Regions from separate parts of the Homo sapiens genome. Here region 2 is linked to region 1. Evidence: chromatin loops called from intact Hi-C (ENCODE). Cell type or tissue: endothelial cell of umbilical vein. All regions are shown on one strand. Each heading gives the region's core, and the rest is flanking DNA. Links, peaks and the distances in the headings are about the cores only.

Region 1 (2,924 bases), core at 1-2,500:
AACGGTCCTAGTGTTTGGACACAATAGTGCACTTTAAAACCTGCTTGGTTACCAAGTGTCCAGGGAAACCCTTGTATTTTGATGACTAAAAAGAGCACTTTGCCCGTACTTAGGCTGTGGACCCTAAAACAGCAGTGTTTCAACAAGATGTTGCTGCAGGAGCAGCTTTTTAAAACAAGATAAAACTCACAGGGGAATGTACTTTTTTAAAAAAAAATGAAAAAGAAAAAAAAAGCTGCACATTTACAGTGACTTAAGACCTGGTCTTCTTTCTCTGTTGGATCATGGCCGGTGAAACAGTTTTGTCTTGCAGTGGAAAGAGACTTCCTGTGAATGTTTCTCAACTGGTTTCTACTGAGCAAAATACCATCTAAAAGGAGAATGTGAATAGTTGTATTTTGAAATGATGTGTCAGGAAAAGTTTTTTAAAAACTTGTATGTTTTTGCAAATCCCTGGAAGTGTTGAATTGGTTAAAATTTTACATTTTCTCAGTTCATAATTAGTTTATAAACACCTAGAATAATACTGGCATTAAAGAATCCTTGTTGGATGGTAGAAATCAGATCCCTAACCAGTGGGAGGTACTTTTTGGGTGGCTTGTGCATTCTTATCAGTTGTGTGCTAATTTATTGTATTGTTCCTTTGTGCTCTAAGCAGCACACTTGCCTTCTATTTATTTAAGTGTAAACATTTCAAAGCAGGCCGTACTCCTTCTGACAAATTTCTTGTAAACCAGGATTGCCTACGCTTTCCACTGTCGTCGTCTCCCCACTTTCCCTCTTCCTTTAAGAAAACTTACTAAAAAATGTTTCATTGCGAAGCAGAGGAAAAGAAACGTTTTCAGACCTAAAGGAAATGTTTGGTCATGTTAAGAAAACAAATTATTCATTCATATGATGCTTTCTTAACGTTGAAATTGCACATTCACATTGGACTGAGACTTTGAAAATAACTTTTACATACTTTTGTTTAAGCCCCTTTGAAATGTATAAAAAGTTCATTTACAGTTCTAAATGTAATGTTTTTAAGCCTTCTATCTTTTTAGGACACAGTTTGTTTAAGCAATATGTTTTGGTCTTGTGATCACTGTCTGTCACAAGTAGAGTGAAAGGGGTAAGGGGGTGGGAGGGTAAGAGTTTTGACAAGTTGTGGCAAAGGAAACTATACTTTTCATTTTTAAAAATGTAAATAGAAAAGTTTTTAACGGTTTTATATAGATTTCACTATAAATAAGCATTTTAAGACTGACAAATGTTGAACTGTACATACATTTATCAGCATAACTGCCCAGTTTTTTTGGTGCTGAAGTACTGTAAGTAGAATTCATCAACGGTCTCCTAATTTTTGCATCTACATCTGGGGGGAAAAAGCTGTGATACTATAGTTAATAAATTCCCACTAGAGTGACACTGAAGATTTAAACACAAGCATTCATAAGATGCGCTGATCTCTGGTGGTTGTCACTAGTTCTGCTAGGTGATAATGATTTACCCATAGATGGAGCTGTTGGATATTATTTTATTGTACAAATTCATGTTTAAAAAACTTTGTGACTGTTTCTAGTTAAGTAATTTTTTAACCTTTCTTGGGTCATAGACTTCTTTGGTAAACTATGAACTCTCACCAAAAAGATACACATGCAACATGTTAAATACATGTTAGACTTTGCATACAATTTTAGGGGCTCATGGGCCTCTAAGCCTATCCATGTATTCCAGGTTAAGCCCTCTGTTATGATCAATCCATTACTTACAGATTAAGTTTTTATAAAATAAAGTATCTTTTAAATATTCATGGATCAAGTAACAAGAGCAAACTTGAATAAAGTTATGTTCTACATATTTTGGCAGCATAGCATACCTGTGTCCCTTGAGAATTTAGCCTTCATATGTTTCTGCAATTGGAATGGCAAATAAAAGTGCTATCATCTACATTTTTTTAAAGAATTACAAATATTAAGAAATTATCAAGTGAAATTTAAAATTTTTCTTTTAAAGGTGTTAATTCCAAATAGAGCATGCATTCATTTATTTATTCAACAAATATTAATTGAGCATCTTCTGTATGACAAGTAGTATTCTGTGCACTGGGGATACCATAGTGAACAAACAGGAAATCCTATCCTTATGAAGTTTATAAACAGGGCTTCCTGCTCATGAAATGGATACAAGGAATGAAGACAGGAGAAAATAAGAACAATACTTAGGTTTTTTTATAAAGTGGATAGATGATGATGCCATATATGGATTTTCAGACATCCCTTTACTGAAAGTCTTAGCATTATATCTATTAGTATTCCACATTTAAGTACATAATTTAAAAGTAATTTAAAGTCATCTCTTTGAAGGATATTAACAAATTACAATGCAAATGCTACAGAATTTTTAGAATCCTAACAACTATTAGGCAGTGATAAGAAAAATCCATTTGGCTTAAAGTAAACTTTAATAAGTGCCTAGTATTGCAGATGCAGTTTATGGTGAACTTAGAGGATTAAAAACCAAAGGGGGCTTCATTGAGATATTCACATGCCATAAACTCTCCCATTTAAAGTATACCGTTTAATGGTTTTAGTATATCCACAGAGTTGGGCAAGCCATTACCACAATCAATTTGAGAACATTTTCATTAATCACAAAAGAAATCCTGAAATGAAACCACCACCACCATCGCTCCAGCCCTGGGTGGCCACTCCTCTACTTTCTGCCTCTTATGGATGTGCCATAAGAAATGTGGACATTTCATATAAATGAGATTATATAATATGTGGTCTTTTGTGACTTCTTTCACTTAGCGTATTTTCAAGGTTCATCCGTGTTGTAGAATGTGTCAGTACTACATTTCTTTTTATGGCCATTCCATTGTGTGAAATATATCACATTTTGTTTACCCGTTTATCAGCTGATGGATATTTGCATTGTTT
Region 2 (2,924 bases), core at 284-2,783, 81 kb after region 1:
GGGCAGATGACTTGAGGCCAGGAGTTCACCACCAGCCTGAGCAACATAGCAAGGCCCTGTCTCAAAATAAATATTGCAGTCTGTATTTCTAAAAGATAAAGGCATGGCCAGAAACTATTATCCTGCCTACATTTTTAATAATAATTTTTTATTATCATAGTATATAGTGGTGTTTAAATTTCCCCAATAAACCAGGCGTGGTGGCTCACACTTGTAAGCGTGATTACTCCAGATTACTCCAAATCATGCTTCTAAGTATAATTACTCCCAGAACTTTGGCAGGCTGAGGCAGGAGGATCACTTGAGCCCTGGAGTTCAAGGCCAGCTGTCTTCCAAATAAAAAAATTCCCCATTGTCTAACAAAGATCTTTTACAGATCTTTTAAAGTTGATTTGTTCAAAATCAGGATCTACACAAGTTCCATACATTGCATTTGATCGTTTTCTCTTAAATCTCTTTCAATCTTTTCTACTTCCTCTCTCTTTTTTGGGGGGGGAGGGGGTGGTTTTTTTTTTTATTTTGAATCAGGGTCTAACTCACTCTGTCACCCACGTTGGTATGCAGTGGCATGATCTTGGCTCACTGTAGCCTCAACCTCCTGGGCTCAAGTGATCCTCCCACCTCAGCCTCCTGAGTAGCTGGGACCACAGGCATGCGCTACCATGCCTGGCTAATTTTTTGTAGTTTTTGTAGAGACAGGGTTTCGCCATGTTGCCCAGGCCGGTCTCAAACTCCTAAGCTCAAGTGATCCTCCCACCTCAGCCTCCCAAAGTGCTGGGATTACAGGTGTGAGCAACTGAGTCTGGTCTCTCCTTATTTTTTATTTTTATTTTGTCTTGAGACACTGTCTCACTCTGTTCCCCATGCTGGAGTGCAGTGGTGTGATCTCGGCTCACTGCAACCTCCACCTTCCAGGCTCAAGTGATTCAGCCACCTCAGGCTCCCAAGTATTAATAGCTGTGACTACAGGCATGTGCCACCACACTGGCTAATTTTTGTATTTTTTTTTTTTTCATGGAAGATGGGGTTTTGCCATGTTGCCCAGGCTGGTCTCAAACTCCTGGGCTCAAATGATCTTCCCACCTCAGCCTCCCAAAATGCTGGGATTTCCTGTTTTAAAAAAATATATATATATATATTTGTTGACTAAACAAAGTTGTTGATCCCATGTAGTTTTCCACCTTCTGGCTGCATTCCCCCATAGTGTTATTTAACACATTCCTCAGTTTCCTGCCTTTCCCGTAAATTGGTAGTTAGATCTAAACACTTGATTAGACTCAATGTGCTAGGAAGAATGCTTCATAGGTGGCGTGTCTACTTCCCTCAGAAGGAACATCATATTTATAATGTTTGGTTGTCTCTCCTTTTGTGCCTTTAGAAGGCTGTGATGATCATTGCCTATATCTATTATTTCATTAGAGAATTACAAAACAATGATGTTTTAATTTTATCATTCTTTCTTCATTTATTAGCTGGAACACTTCTATGGAGAAAAACTTCTCTCCTGATGCTTTGGTTCCCCTAAGGTACAATTGGTTTAGGAAGGACAGAACTAATGCTGGCTGATTTCCCCTTTACTTATCAGTTTTCAGAATAATGAGCTGATTCCCTCACAGTCTCTAGAGGTGATCAGCAAAGTTTTTTTTTGTTGGTTTTGTTTTTTTTTTTAAATTATTATCTAATATTTTTAAATGCATTTGAAAATTTTCAATTTATTGCAGTTATTAACCTTGTTGTCACTCAAATTGTCCCACCTTTGGCCCATAGAGATCTCTTGGTCATCTGAGTCCTTTTGGCCTGACCCTAGTGGTGTTTAATACTGTCCTGACTTTCTGGTATAACGAGATGTCCAGGTTTGTCTTGTGTTTTTTCCGCCTGGACCTGGAATTAGATATTTCTTCAAGAAGCCCTGGTTCTTTTTTACAAGAAGTGGCATTTAGAAACCACAAATCTGGGTGTGAGGTGTGAGATATGCTGAGTTGGTCTTTGCTTTTAGATCTTCTCAAGGTGCAGAGCTAGGAAATTTTTTTCTTAAGAAGATATATATCAAGGGTTCATATTGATAGTTTGAATAAAACCTTCAGCTATAGGGCTTTTACATAAGTATTTTGATTTTGTATCTGAATCTCTTTTGTCTAATGCTGAACATCTTGCTTCCTAACAACATTGACATTATTACTGATTCATTTCTCCTACTTTCTTTCTATATATACATATTATAAAAATATCAGAATAATAACACCAATAGTGGTATTAATAATATGATTACTGAAAATACTTTATAATTTGTCTGTGATTCTTTTATCCTTAGAATATATAGCCTACTAGTCAAGCTATAGTCAAGTTACCAGGTTTCTAAATCACTTAAAATAATTCAGCTTTGCTTGGTGAAGAAAACAATTCAATACACAGATTTATTGATTTCATTTTGCTCTTTATTTGGGGTGATTGCTTTTGACTTTTATTTAGATTTAATTTTGTTTTATTTTTATGGAAAGAATTTATGTACTTCTAAAGCTAACCTATATAATAAGGTATATTCAGAGAAGCCTGGCTTCTACTCCATTCCCTTACCACACTTCCTCCCCACTCCAGCAGACAACAATTGTTTAATTTTATTTTTTATCTTTTAACTGATACTTAATTTTAAAAACACGCATGTATTTGTGTATTCCCTCCTTTTTGTTGGATAAAACGATAACGTACTATATGCATTTTAGTCCACTCTGCTTTTCAGTTAACGTTGTACCCAGCCCGGAGGTCACACTGTCATGACACGCATGCAGAGATCTTCTTCATCCGCCCCCCCCTTTTTTTTTTTTTTTTCTTTGACGGAGTCTTGCTCTGTTGCCAGCCTGGAGTGCAGGGGCGTGATCTCCACTCACTGCAACCTCCGCCTCCTGGGTTCAAGCAATTCTCCTGCC

What was found. Hi-C counts contacts between places; a loop is a spot of excess contacts. Peaks named below come from ENCODE experiments on the same cell type or tissue, not always from the same donor. Only the 100,000 strongest peaks of a DNase experiment are listed, where the experiment ranks them.
Region 2: it touches region 1 in a loop (10-fold over the local background); 2 of 110 quality-filtered maps call a loop at or near these places.

Annotation. Positions count from the first base shown.
Region 1 is chr11:76,550,136-76,553,059 of GRCh38, forward strand. It overlaps EMSY (EMSY transcriptional repressor, BRCA2 interacting), which reads left to right. Exons shown (of 22, transcript NM_001300942.2): 22 at 1-2,896. The coding sequence ends at 11. Among named protein-coding and RNA genes, the nearest start is that of LINC02757, 79 kb to the right of the region's middle. In endothelial cell of umbilical vein, for the core only: a CTCF peak has its summit at 1,454; DNase peaks (open chromatin) are centred at 846 and 1,496; H3K27ac peaks cover 819 bases.
Region 2 is chr11:76,630,838-76,633,761 of GRCh38, forward strand. No RefSeq gene overlaps it. Among named protein-coding and RNA genes, the nearest start is that of LINC02757, 1.9 kb to the left of the region's middle. In endothelial cell of umbilical vein, for the core only: no CTCF peak of the experiment used is centred there; a DNase peak (open chromatin) is centred at 1,314; H3K27ac peaks cover 1,406 bases.